Linked DNA regions of Homo sapiens: all the other regions are linked to region 3. Evidence: chromatin contacts called from ENCODE Hi-C or POLR2A ChIA-PET data. All regions are on one chromosome and are shown on one strand. Each heading gives the region's core, a stretch centred on a gene start or an enhancer-like site at or near the end of the contact. The rest is flanking DNA. Distances are from core to core; before and after follow the strand shown. Region 1 has its middle 29 kb from the start of PUM2. Region 2 overlaps LOC105373465 (a long non-coding RNA gene). Region 3 overlaps LOC107985856 (a long non-coding RNA gene). Region 4 overlaps HS1BP3 (HCLS1 binding protein 3).

What was found. Hi-C counts contacts between places; a loop is a spot of excess contacts on that map. ChIA-PET counts read pairs that join two places held with the same protein, here RNA polymerase II (POLR2A). Pooled maps may share reads with other maps.
Region 1: a map of astrocyte of the cerebellum shows a loop between it and region 3 (4-fold over the local background). The contact joins two enhancer-like sites. A Hi-C loop is called at or near these places in 1 of 168 maps with a recorded cell type or tissue (astrocyte of the cerebellum).
Region 2: a loop to region 3 is called in a pooled map, with 2.2 times the contacts of the local background. The contact joins two enhancer-like sites. A Hi-C loop is called at or near these places in 2 of 37 single-sample maps with no recorded cell type and 9 of 50 pooled maps. POLR2A ChIA-PET finds 5 or more read pairs at or near these places in 5 of 52 experiments (AG04450, GM12878, H1 and 2 more).
Region 4: a loop to region 3 is called in a map of sigmoid colon, with 8 times the contacts of the local background. The contact joins two enhancer-like sites. A Hi-C loop is called at or near these places in 4 of 168 maps with a recorded cell type or tissue (IMR-90, MCF 10A, PC-9 and 1 more) and 2 of 50 pooled maps. POLR2A ChIA-PET finds 5 or more read pairs at or near these places in 1 of 52 experiments (K562).

The regions. Positions count from the first base shown.
Region 1 is chr2:20,377,891-20,381,018 of GRCh38, forward strand. No RefSeq gene overlaps it. Among named protein-coding and RNA genes, the nearest start is that of PUM2, 29 kb to the left of the region's middle. Within about 2 kb of position 1,346, at least 12 of the 41 ENCODE cell types and tissues checked have a DNase peak (open chromatin) inside an H3K27ac peak, as active enhancers do.
Region 2 is chr2:20,417,365-20,420,604 of GRCh38, forward strand. It overlaps LOC105373465 (a long non-coding RNA gene), which reads right to left. Exons shown (of 5, transcript XR_001739317.2): 3 at 1,247-1,523. Among named protein-coding and RNA genes, the nearest start is that of RHOB, 28 kb to the right of the region's middle. Within about 2 kb of position 1,792, at least 19 of the 41 ENCODE cell types and tissues checked have a DNase peak (open chromatin) inside an H3K27ac peak, as active enhancers do.
Region 3 is chr2:20,489,479-20,492,744 of GRCh38, forward strand. The region is part of intron 1 of LOC107985856 (a long non-coding RNA gene); the gene reads right to left. Among named protein-coding and RNA genes, the nearest start is that of RHOB, 44 kb to the left of the region's middle. Within about 2 kb of position 1,278, at least 8 of the 41 ENCODE cell types and tissues checked have a DNase peak (open chromatin) inside an H3K27ac peak, as active enhancers do.
Region 4 is chr2:20,616,361-20,619,795 of GRCh38, forward strand. HS1BP3 (HCLS1 binding protein 3) reads right to left here. Exons shown (of 7, transcript NM_022460.4): 7 at 1,458-2,885. The coding sequence ends at 2,627. Among named protein-coding and RNA genes, the nearest start is that of HS1BP3-IT1, 26 kb to the left of the region's middle. RefSeq lists enhancers at 463-1,354, 1,739-1,848. Within about 2 kb of position 1,736, at least 29 of the 41 ENCODE cell types and tissues checked have a DNase peak (open chromatin) inside an H3K27ac peak, as active enhancers do.

The DNA.
Region 1 (3,128 bases), core at 96-2,595, 110 kb before region 3:
TTTTCCACCAAATGCAAATAAAAACAATAATGAAGTAATAGTTCTGCTTAATGTGGTGCAACTGACATGATACAACTGTCCTGCCTACAACTGAAAATGTTCGAATTCCTTTCTCAGAATTCAGCTTTCAGGATTTTAGTCTTTTGGGGTTGTGATATTTAGGATTTTAGATGGTAGGGATTTTAGATCTTTCAGGATTTCACCATTTGCGATTATGGTGTTTGGGATTTTTTCTTTTGGGATTCTGATTGGCGCCATGCAGAATGCACTCCTGGGAAAAAAGTCTCAGACAGACATCCAAAGGTTGATTCGGCTGTTCTTTTGGGCTCAATGCCTACGGAAGGGAAGGGGAGGAAGCAGGATTGGGCAGATGGAGAAAGTGAGCTGCAGTACAGCTTCAACAGAGAGCCCTCTGACCCTCCCGGGAGCTGCAAAACTGGGACCACCCTGCAGAGTTGTGCCAGCCGGGGCAACGGGTCTGGGTCTTTGTGTTCTCACATTGATGGGTCACAGGATGTGGACCTTTCTGGGAAAGGAATGAGCTTGGGTGAGGGGCTCTCTGCAGTTGAGGAAACCCCTGGTTTTCTGCCGGCAGTGCTTCTAGCAGTTGGGAGAATAAACCCCTCATTCCTGAGGGGAGCCTTGGTGGCCCCTCGCAGTGTTTACCATGTTAAGTAAACATGGTAGGGTTGCTGAAGATTAGAGACGCCACAAAGAGGAGTGGGTTTGGGGAAGGCGATGAGCTCCATTTTGCACATAGTGAGTGTGAGGTGTTTCAGGGGCGTGCACGAGGGGTGTTCAGTGGATAACTTGGTGTACAGGTCTGAAGCTCTGGAGGGAGGTCAAGAATAGAACTACAGATTTAGCAAAAATATAAGGATTGGGTGGAAATCAGAGGAATGGATGGGACAGTTGGAGTCAGAAGGAGATGACACCTAAGTTGACCCATCTGGCAGCGGGTCCTCGGTGCAATCTCACAGGAGGAGGCAGCCGGATAAGATCAGCAAAGAACAGTGGCTCAGGAATTCCCAACTCCGTCAGAGCTATTGGTGATGAATGAGAGCCCTGGCCACACTCGCCCTCACAGAGCTCTCAGGGACCAATGTACAAATCAGGTGAAATATGCACTGCCCAGTGGGAAGCTGAATTGCCCGGGAATGAGACTGCTTCTCCCTACTTCTCGCCTGTCCATGTCCTTCTGTTTCCCCTTTGCCTTGACGCCCTCTCTCTCTCTCTCTCTCTGTCTTTCTCCTCTTTCTCCTCTTTCTCTCTGTCCAGTTCTTCTCTCTCCCTCTGTCCCTCTGGGCCCACTAGAGGGCGGCAGCCCCCAGTCCAGGCCTGGGCGTCCACCCTCCCAGCCTTTGCCTGGGCCTGGTGCTCCCGTAGGGAGCGGTGCCAAGATTGCTCTTGGGCCGTGAGGCAGCTCCTCTCCCAGGACTCTGTCCTGTCCTTATAGGGCTCTCGTGGGTGGGAAATACTGGGTTCAGTAGATAGGGCAGGAACGGCTGCTTCTTTGCCTGGCTTTGCTGAAGCTTGGAGGCTGTGGCCAGCTGTTCCTGCCTTGACAGATGGGAGAGGCCTGGCACCTACTCGAGGTCTCTGAGTTGACAATCACTTTCTCCTTCTTGCTCCTGGGGCTGTAGGGCCACGGAGCTTTCAGAAATCAGGACTTGGTCTTGTTCCCATCATTTGTGTCCCAGAGTGTTCTTAAAAGGATTTCTTTTTTCTTTTTTTAAAATTTTAAGTTCCAGGTACATGTGCAGGATGTGCAGTTTTGTTACATAGGTAAACGTGTGCCATGGTGGTTTGCTGCACCTATCAACCCATCACCGAGGTATTAAGCCACGCACGCATTAGCTATTTATCCGGATGCTCTCCCTCCCCCTGCCCACCCCACAATAGGCCCTAGTGTGTTTTGCTCCCCTCCCTGTGTCCATGTGTTCTCATTGTTCAGCTCCCACTTATAAGTTAGAACATGCAGTGTTTGGTTTTCTGTTCCTGTGCTGGTTTGCTGAAGATAATGGCTTCCAGTTCCATCCATGTCTCTCTCAGGGACATAATCTCATTTCTTTATATGGCTGCATAGTATTCCATGGTGTATATGTGCCACATTTTCTTTATCCAGTCTACCATTGATGGGCATTTGGGTTGATTCCGTGTCTTTGCTATTGTGAATAGTGCTGCAATAAACATACGTGTGCATGCATTTTATAATAGAATGATTTATATTCCTTTGAGTATATATCCAGTAATGGGATTGCTGGGTCAAATGGTATTTCTGGTTCTAGATTCTTGAGGAATCGCCACACTGTCTTCCACAATGGTTCAACAAATTTGCATTCCCACCAACAGTGTAAAAGCATTCCTATTTCTCCACATCCTCGCCAGCATCTGTTGTTTCTTGACTTTTTTTTTTTTTTATTTTTAGACAGAATCTTACTGTGTTGCCAAGGCTGGAGTGCAGTGGCGCGATCTCAGCTCACTGCAACCTCCACCTCCCGGGTTCAAGCGATCCTTCCACCTCAGCCTCCCAAGTAGCTGGGAGTACAGGCGTGTGCCACCTCGTCCAGCTAATTTTTGTAAGTTTTAGTAGAGACGGGGTTTCACCATGTTGGCCAGGCTGGTCTCAAACTTCTGACCTTAGTGATCTGTCCCCCTCGGCCTCCCAAAGGGCTGGGATTACAGGCATGAGCCATCGTGCGCAGCCTGTTTCTTGACTTTAATAATTGCCATTCTGACTGGTGTGAGATAGTATCTCATTGTGGTTTTGATTTGCATTTCTTTAATGATCAGTGATGTTGAGCTTTTTTTTCATGTTTATTGGCTGCATAAATGTCTTTTTCTGAGAAGCGTCTGTTCATACAGAAAGAATTTCTTGACACCAATATTGTCCAGGGTATCAAAGGCCCTGGGCTGCTCCACTCCACCTCATGCAGGACCCTCTCCCTGGGCTTCTTGCCAGGGTGTGTGAGGCCCCAGTGCTTCCTAAAAGGCCCATTGTGACCAGAGATCCAAGGAGCTACATCTGAGAAGCATGCATGGCTCTGTGTTGCTGAAGGCATGGTTAAGCTAGGAGAAACTACATTTTCCCAAATGACGGGGACAAAAATGGAATGATCTTGTTGGGG
Region 2 (3,240 bases), core at 542-3,041, 72 kb before region 3:
TACAGCAGGAAGGCCTGGCTGATCAGAGGTCTTACTTTGTAAAGACATCTGTTTGCCTTCTCTTTTGTCAATATTCTTCAGGGTGAAAGGGTAATTTAGCAAGGTTAGTGGACTCAGAATATTTAGTTGGGGATGGATAAAGAGAATAAACAGTTGTGGTTAGTTCAGTAAGAACATAGTCCTTGTTTCTTTTCAAAGTATCTTACCAGTGGAAAGTTTAAAAATTAATTTATTATAGGCCGGGCGTGGTGGCTCACGCCTGTAATCCCAACAATTTGGGAGGCTGAGGCAGGTGGATCACCTGAGGTCGGGAGTTTGAGACCAGTCTGACCAACATGGTGAAACCCCATCTCTACTAAAAATATAAAATTAGCCAGGCATGGTGGCATGCACCTGTAATCCCAGCCCACTAGGGAGGCTGAGGCAGGAGAATTGCTTGAACCCGGAAGGCAGAGGTTGTGGTGAACTGAGATCGTGCCACTGCACTCCATCCAGCCTGGGCAACAAAAGCAAAACTCCATCTCAAAAAAACAACAACAAAAATAATTTATTGTAATTTATTGTTATTACTATTAATGATTATTTTGAGACAGGATCTCACTCTGTTGCTCAGACTGGAGTGTAGTGGTGCAATCTTGGCTCACTGAAGCCTCAACCTCCTGGGCTCAAGCAATCTTCCCACCTCAGCCTCCCAAGTAGCTAGGACTACAGGTGTAAACCACTATACCTGGCTAATTTTGTTTATGTTTTTGTAGAGATGAGGTCTCACTATGTTGCCCATGCTGGTCTCGAACTCCTGGACTCAAGCAATTTTCCCACCTTGACCTTCCAAAGTGCTGGGATTACAGACATGAGCCACTGTGCTCGGCCTTAGTCCTCTTTTATGATGTCCTTAGTCTGTTGTTTAAGATTTTCACTTGCTTTTTGCAAAGAATCTTTTACGGATGCAATTTTTGATTTGTTCAGTCTTTTAGATCTTCCTATACTAATTAAAGGATACATACTATTGTTTTTATGTGGGATTCTGATTCCTTTTTTCTCATATGACTTGCAAATAAATAATTTTAACCAAATTAAAACTTCCCCATTATCTTTTCTAAGTTGTCTCAGTGAGGTTAACCCATTTTTTCTGAAAATGCACATGTTCTGGGCCCATAATTTTATACATAAAAGTAGCTGGAGTCCCAGAATGTGGAGTCCCAGGCTCTTTGAATTGAGATGAACTCATTACCAAAAAGGTACCCACCTGAGGCCCTCAGCCTCTAACTGAATCTAATCCGGTTGATTATTGAATCCAATCCAATCCCAAACCCAGCCCAGTCCAAAGATTGCTCAAACAAACTTGGAGAGCTGAGAACACAAATTCTTGGATCTTGGAATCTGAGAGAAAATTCAGCCACGACCTCCAGTTACAAACAAGAAATCAGTGGGCACAGCTGGCTTCGCAGGTATCTGGTCTGGTTCCCTGGTGTTCCTGGGGGTTGCTGAAGTTTTACTCTGTATTCTCACTTCTGACACCAAATCTGTTAAAAGAAAAACTTTAGACATATTAAATTTAACAGAGTTTAATTGAAAAAAAAAAGAAAAGAAAAGAAAAAAAACAACCAAAATGATTTCTGAATTTGATAGCCCCCAGAATCAGAATAGATTCAGAGACTCCAGGGCTGCTACATGGTCAGATAAGATTTATGGACAGAAAAAGGAAGGTGACATACAGGAATTGTGAGCTACAGAAACAGCTGGGTTAGTTACAGCTCAGCGTTTTCCTCATTGGTACAAGGTCTGAACAGCTGGCCGCCTGCGACTGGCTGAGACTCAGCCATTGTTACAGAAGCATACTGCTGAGTTGAGTTTTCAGTTTGTTTAGGTACTAAGTTAGCTTGTTGTTCCTAAGTAAGAACTCAAGTATGTGAGTACAGAGGCTTTCTCAGGCCAAATTTAGTTTGATTTAACAGAAGTGAGGAGCAACCAGCCTCATTCTCACTGTGGCTGGGTGTGGGCATGTCCTGGGCCCTCCCACAGCTCTAGGAATTGCCTGAGAGACAGACGAAGTGGACAAAGTCGCTGACAGACCTGAGTTACTGCCTTGGTCCTGGTGACCCTGCTCCAGGCAGTCCATCTCTGTCTGCGATCCCGGCACCACTCCCGGTGGTTCATTATTGCCCAGAGGGGCCTCTGGAGTGCAAGCCTCAAACAGGGAGACAGACCTGGGAAGACTCCATGAGGCTCCACAGCAACCAGACAGTTCTAAAGTCAGCGTCCCTGGCTTCCAGCTCCAACACTGGACATTCCCCCGTGGCTCCCCTGCCTGGGAATCTGGTGGAGGCTGATTGGGCAGCCCAGGGGATGCCGGTGGGGTGCGGGGAGGAAAGGCTGCAAGGGCAGCTTGGCTGGATCATGGAGGCCCGGGTGAGGCATTCGGACTTACTCTAAGGGCAAGAGAGTGAGAGACTGCAGCTTGGAGAGGACAGCGGTGCTTTGGAAGATGAATCTGGCTCGTTGTGCTGTAAGAAAAGGAGGGAGGAGAGCAGCTTTCTAGGTGACCTGGGGCTGTGACAGTAGGTATGAGGGACGTGAGGGGTCTGAGACAAGCAGTGAGGGTGCACTGCCCAGCCTTCCTGCTTGTGGGTTAGGAGCTGTCGGTGAGGATTCTAAGGGTGTGACCCTTGATGATGAGGTGAATGTGTTATGGCTCACAGGAACAGGGAAGATGGGAGGAGGAGTGGGCTTACAGCAAAGAGAAGCGTTTTATTTTATTCAGCTTGGCCGTGAGACTTCTCTGTGGCGATAGGTGAGTTTGCCAAATCTGGAGCTCGAGAACCAAGTCAAGGCTGTAGCTGCATATTTAGGAGTAAAGGTAGAAATTGAAGTAATGGGAGGGAGTAAGAGTGTTGAAGATGGAAGTTTTTCATGCCAGAAATAAGCTGTTTAAGGAAATGACCAATCTCCTAGAAATCTCCAAGGCCTATGTTAAAACCATCCCTTACCCCTGCAAAGATACCATATGCACGTACCTCTAACATTGCCTGGTTTATGTCATGTGCACCTAACCATTGCCCTAGCAGGTGGGCCTCTGTACAAAGGGAAGTAAATACTTGTTCCTGTAGAACCTCTGGTTTTGGATAATATAAATATTAACTTTGGCCAGGCGCAGTGGCTCACACCTGTAATCCCAGCACTTTGGGAGGCCGAGGCGGGGGGGATCACCTGAGGTCGGAAGTTCGAGACCAGCCTGGCCAA
Region 3 (3,266 bases), core at 28-2,527:
AAGCGATTCTCCTGCCTCAGCCTCCCGAGTAGCTGCTGGCACATGCTGCTATGCCCGGCTAATTTTTTGTATTTTAGTAGAGATGGGGTTTCACTATGTTGCCCAGGCTGGTCTCGAACTCCTAAGCTCAGACAATCTGCCTGCCTCAGCCTCCCAAAGTGCTAGGATTACAAGTGTGAGCCACCACACCCGGGCCACACCTCAAGTAGGTGAAGCCTTCTGTTCTCAAACTTGAACATGCACCTGCATCACCTGGAGGGCTTGTTAAACACAGTGTTCTAGGCTCCAGTTCCGGTTTCTGATATAGCAGGTGTTATGGACTGATTATATCTGCCCCCACCAATCCTGCCCAAAATTCATGTTTTGACATTTTAACCCCTAATGTGATGGTATTAGGATATGAGACCTCTGGGAGGTGGTCAGGTCATGAGGGTGGAGACTTCACCAATGGGATTAGTGCCCTTATGAAAGGGACCCCAGAGAGCTCTCTCACCCCCTTTCTGCCATGTGAGGTTACAATGAAAAGGCCATTTTCTGCAACCAAAAGAGGGCCCTCATCAGACACTAACCATGCTGGCACTCTGATCTCAGGCTACCAGCCTCCAGAACTGTAAAAATGAAATTTCTGTTGTTTTATAAGCCACCCACCCAGTCTATGGTACTTTTTTATAGCATCACAAACTAAGGTAGTAGGTTTGGGGCAGGACCTGGAAATTTGCATTTTTAGTTAAGTTCCCAGAGGATGCTGCTGCTGGAGGTGTGGAGGCCACGCTTCGAGAACAGCTACTTTCTATCTTCTGTTACATCTCTCCAGGAGCCTGCTAGCCCGTGCTGGTCATGGCTGCAGAGGTGCTGCCACCCTGCCAGGCCACACAGAGCAGAACCCCATGCTTTGATCCCTCCCAGGTTGGTCTGGGTTGGTCGGAGTCTGGTGCTGTTCCCTCCACAGACTGCGAGCCTCAGTGGGCAGGGCTTGCAATGTACTCATCCCTGTGGCCCTCAGTCTGACAGTGGTTGGCCACAGCAACAAGTATGTGCTCAGCGAATGTTTGTTGAGTGTGTGGATACCCAGAACAGGAGGAACACCTTGCCCACTTCTGAAATCTTTCACTGAACTTCAGACTCCTGGTACAGAGACCCCTGGGGAGCTCACACTGCGCACCCTGCAGGCATCAGGGCTGATGCTAGCTTCCAGGCATGTTGGAGACCGGATGGTGAATGGCGATGGGCTGCATCCTCTCTCCAGGAGGGCTAAGCCTGGGGGCCCGAGGTATGTGTGTGTGGGTGGTGCCCTGGCTATTCCCGTAAAGACCCAGCTTGGCAAGACCACTCTTGCTGTCGGATCTGCAGATGACTTCTCTTGTGCTTGTACGAGCCAACTCTGACTTCTGGGAAGGATCGTGCTGTCTTGATTGCTGCAAACACAGACAGGTTAGCTCATGCTTGGCTGCACTGCCAATGACGTGGGCTCCAGCTTCCTGGGGGGTCTGCTGGGCCAAGTCCTCAGGTTTTCTGCCTGAAATCAATTCATCACATCTCAAGGCACTGCCTCCTGTATCATGTGCCTGGCCAGATCTCAGAGCTCATAGCAATGAGGTAGCCAACACTGGGGACTGTGATCCATTCCTGCTGGGCTTGGGCCCTCAGAGAGCCTGGGCAAGCTATTGCCAGGAAGGGCCGTGCCAGGAGCAGCCAAGGACCTCTGATTGTTAGAATCAAGACTGTTAAAGTCAAGGCCAACTTTGGGGTGTCTTGCCCTATCCTGTGGAGAACACTGACCCTGCTGGAGGTCTATGACTTTCTTCCTCCTCCCACTTCTCCGCCGGCCCTCCCCCCTCCCTCCTCCTCCTCCTTCTCTTCCCTTTCCCCTCTCTTCCTTTTCTTCTTCCATCTTACAATTTTTATTATGAAAAGGATTAAACATACAGAAAATTGAGAGGATAACATAATAAACCCACAATACCCATCACCTGGATTTAATAATTGTTAACATTTTGCTGTATCTGCTTCATTGACTTTTTTTTTTGCTTGAGTATTTTAAAGAATATTACTGACACACGTTTTACCCTAAATACTTCAGTATGCGTCTCTAAAATGCAAAAACAGTTGTCTATATAAACATAATATCGTGATCATATCCATCAAAATTAACACTAATTCCTTAATATCATCTAATAGTCCGTATTAGTGTTTCTGCAATTGTTGCAAAAATGTCTTTTGTGATTGGTTTACTCAAACCAGAATCTAAACCAGATCCACATGTTGCATTAGCTCATTAGGTCCGTTCCCCTCCGCCTTCTTTTCACAGGTGTTGAAGGTCCCATTTATACTAGAAAGTCCTTCCCACTCCCTTTTCCCTGTGGTATAGATGGGTTGAGGAAGCCAGGCCAGTGTGCAGGTCTCCAAGTCCACGGAGGGGTGGATTCCCAGGCAGGGGTCTGAGAGAGAGGCCCAGCCTCCTCCTTCCCCAGGCTGAGGGAGTCGCAGGCAGGCATCACCCTGAAGAGACACAGGGCCATCCTGGAGAAACTGTTCCTCCTGGGAAGCCATGTGATGTGCAGAAGGGTAGGGGAAGATGGTACAGAACGAGAATAAAGACTTTGAGACACTTACAGTGACACCAGGTCACTCGGGGAGGGAAGAATCACAGGAGTCTCTAGGGAAGGATCTTTGAAGATGAAGGTCAATGACTCAGAGGCGGTCAGGGCCTTGGGTGCTCTGATCCCTCTGTGGGGGCTGGGCCTGGCCGTGGCCAGGCAGCCTTCTGCCCACACACTGTTCCCTTTGATGGGCGGCTGGACCCGCCCTTCCACTCTCTGAGGGCCCCCTCTCTGGTAGCAACTTCTCTTCTGCCTCCACTTGGGTAATGGGCTGTCATGCGGGCAGCTGCCGGGAGCAGCTGTGACATTATCCAGACCCCACCCCAGGGCCCCCTTGGGCTGCAGCTCTGGCTCAGGCTCCGCCTGGATCCTCTGCTCTGCTTATCCATCTCTTGGGCTGGCTTCCAGGCCTGTGGCTCTGGGCACACTCGCTGCAGACAGAACTTCCCGAGTCAGTCTCACCCCTCATGGTGAGGAGCAAGGTGTGCCTTGGGAAGAACTTGTCAAGCAGTGGTGTTAATGGGGAGATGGCATTTTTTTTCCTATTAAGTGAGAAAAATTAATTTAAAACTTGATAATATCCAGTGTTGGTAAGGGTTCAGGGTAAACAGTCCCTTACTCTCTTGGTAGAGTGTAAATTGGTCAGTCTTTTGGAAAATAAACTGA
Region 4 (3,435 bases), core at 486-2,985, 130 kb after region 3:
AACTCTCTACTTCAGCATCCCTGGGTCCCAGGGCTGAAGCTGCATCTAAGAACCTGAGCCCTGAAGGCCAGGGCGGGTTTGCTGACAGAGGCGCAGGGCCATCTGATGTCAGACCTGAAAGGGCCCCAGGGCCAGTCCAAGCCTAGACCATCTCCACTGTGGGAGAATAGGGGGTAGGTCTGGAGACAGAAAGGGGTCCTCTTTCTTTCTACATGGGTCTTGGCTGTGCAGTTACTGGCCCGATGACCACACTGGGCCTGGGACTCTATGCCTCCTCTGCCTTGGTTGGCATAGTGAGGAGTGACCAGAATCCTCCCCTTCCCCTACCCTAAGCAGCAGCCTGGGTGACTGGGGCAGGGCAGCTTCCCTGGCTGAGTCCATTGTTTTAAAGGACAATCCTCTCCCCCTCTCCCCTCCCTGGTGGTCTGCCATCAGCCTAGGCACAGAAAAGAACATCACTAACACAGGCTGGAATGGGTCACAGGCACAGGCTTTATCAGGCGACAAGGATCATTGATTGGCCATGAGTCGCAGTCCTGTGGGTGAAGAACAAGCCACAGATACTGGAGCATCAATATCTGGGGGTCTTTGTGATGGTGTCCAGAGAGTCCAGACCACTGAGGAGGTGGCGTCCACAGTGGATGAATACACAACGGGCAGGCCAGGTTCTGCCAGTGACCCCAAGCAGAGCACCAGCCCCTGTGGCCACCTACCCCGCTGTGCCCTCTGCTCCTATGTCACTTGACCCAAAGCAGGTGGGGAGCAGGAGGCAGGGAGCCAGCATCAGGGTGCAGAAAGGGCAGGGAGGGGACAAAGCCCAGAGGAGAGCTGGAGCCACCTCTCGGAGGAAGACCTGGCCCCATCCCCTCCCCACTCCTACTGAGACCTTCCGCTGCAGTCAGCAAGGGATGCAGGGCCCGGGGCTGAGTGCTGGGAAGGAGGGGCGGGTGTGAAGGGGGAAGGCAAATGGGTGGAGCCGGTGCTGGAGCTGTCCCAGAGCTGGCTCAGAGCCCTGGGGAGGGAGCTGACCCTCTGAGCCTGGGTTAAGACGGAGGAGGAGGGAGTCAGCTCTCGACCCCAAAACCACCTGTTTCCTCTCACTCTAGCACTGGTGGAGGGGAAGCTGCTCAGGACAGGGCGCCACAGCTGGAGAGGGACGTGATCAGATGCAGGACAGAGCAGACAGGTCCTGGCACGGGCCAGGAGCTGAGACACTCAACACTGATGGCTGCAAACCACCCGCACCATCAGCCGGGGGCTCCCTCAGGGCTGGCTTTGGTGTCTATCAGAAAAGGGTCTGAGGTCCTAGTCCCACCCGCTCAATGCTTCTGCCAGGCAGGACAGGGCCAAGGAGCAATAGTGGTTGCATTTCCTTTAAAACTACTGTTTCATTAAAAAACAAAACAAAACAAAACAAAAAACTAGCTCTGAACATGAAGAATTATATCCAAGAAAGACACCTTGACATTTTTTGCTTTATTAAACATCATTCACTGAGAATTTCCAAAGCACTGTGTGGTGCCTAGACCTGTGTACCAGCGCTCTGGGGGTCGGGAGAAGTCTAAGGCACGGGCCCTGCCCTGGCGCACGGCTCCTTCTCCCTGGGAAGGCAGCTCCACTGGTGAAAGGCCACTGACCAAGTCCAGACCCTGAGGACGACGAAGGCCTCGGGGCAGAAGCCTGAGAGAATCATGCCCCACTGGCAGTGGGAGGCGGTGCAGGCTGGGAGCCCTGCCCAGGCCCCAGGCTGAGCTGTGGGGAAAGCTATGACCCAGTTTGCTGAGAGCTGCAATGACGAACATTGGCTCTGTGCCCAGAGGCCCAAGAAGGCCATGGACTGGGCTGGCCTTTCCTGGGAAAGGGGGAAGGAGGAAGAACTGGGGCCTAGCAGGGCCGTCTATACCCTGGAGAGGCAGGGCCTGACTTCTCCCTTTAGAGCTTGCATCAAGAGGAGGCTCAGGAGAGAGAGACTTGCATCAGAACACTCCAGACAGCCGATCTCCCACTCAGTATTCCTCTCCTGGGAGACCCACCCAGACCCTGCAGGCCCCTGGCAGCCACGAGGAGCAGAGGCCCTGGAGTAATTTGGCTTGGGGACGTCCCCACCCCAGGCCCAGGCCAGTCAGTCACCCAGGCTACAGCTTAGGGTAGGGGAAGGGGAGGATACCGGTCACTCCTTCTTACTATGCGAACAGAGGCAGAGGAGGGATAGAGGCCCAGCCCCAGTTTGGGTCTGTGCTGGGGCTGGCAGAACCCGTGGGCATGAAGCTTCCCTGCCCCATGTGACACCTCGCTACGGCCCCACATGTCTTGCTTCATCCTTGGGGCTGGGCTTCTGGTTGGCAAGGCATCCCCACACCCTCCCTCCCCTTCATGTCCACGGGGAATAAGACACATTGGGCTCTGGCTCCTAGGGTGAGAGCCGCTCCCGCAGCCCGCAGGCTTCTACTTTGGCCCCACAGCCCCGGAGAAAATGGAACCATGCAGTTCTGGGTGCTGTGACCCAGGCTTCTGCCTGGCCTCCCCTGGGGGTGGGGAGGTTCTGACCCTGCAGGGCCCAGTCCCTTCCCTTCACACCGATGTCCCCACAGACAGGCCTGCTGGGCCAGGGGCCAGCATGGAAGGGTCAGAAGAGGCTGGGGGCGGCCTGGGCTGGTGTATCGTGGTCCTGGATGTACTGCAAGATGTCCATCTCGTCCATGGCTTGGATCTGCTCCTGCGGCTTCTGCTGCCCAGCCACAGCTTCAGCCGGGCCCGCTTTGGGGGGAACAGCTGGTTTTCTGGGTATCACCGGCTTAGCTGCCACTGGTGGCTTGGGCTTAAGCTGGGGCTTGGGTTTGGGCTCAGCTCCCAGGTTCAGAATCTGGTCCAAGTCCTCTTCAACTCTAGGGAACCACAGGGAGGAACCCTGAGCATAACACTGCCACCCCGTGACAGGAACAAGACCCCAGGCAATGCCAGTGCCCACACGGGGCTGGGCAGCGGCAGGGAGCCCAGCCTCGGCCAGGTCAAGGCCCCGCCCTGCTCTGCCCCATTCCACTCTGGCCCCTCCACCCATCCTGCCCAGAGGAGACACGAAGGCCAGGGCTCTCCTTCCCTCCCACCCACAGCAAAGCAGGCACAGGGCAGGCCCCACGCAGCCTCCTGAGAGTTGCTCTTCAGGTGACCCCACTTGACACACGCTGCCTTCTGTAGGGGGCTTTCCCTCCAATCCCTTCAGAAATAACCACCAGCTACTATGTACAGAGTTCCCGCTCTGTACAGCACTTCAGACACGTTATCATATCTTATCCTCAAAACGCCACTCTGGGGAGGCATGACTGTGCTTCCATCACGCAGATGAGGACGCTGGAGTCCCAGGAGGCCGAGTGACCTCGAGGGGATGGTATGTGACAGTGCCTTTGTTGGAAGGAACAGGACATCGGCCCTTAGAAG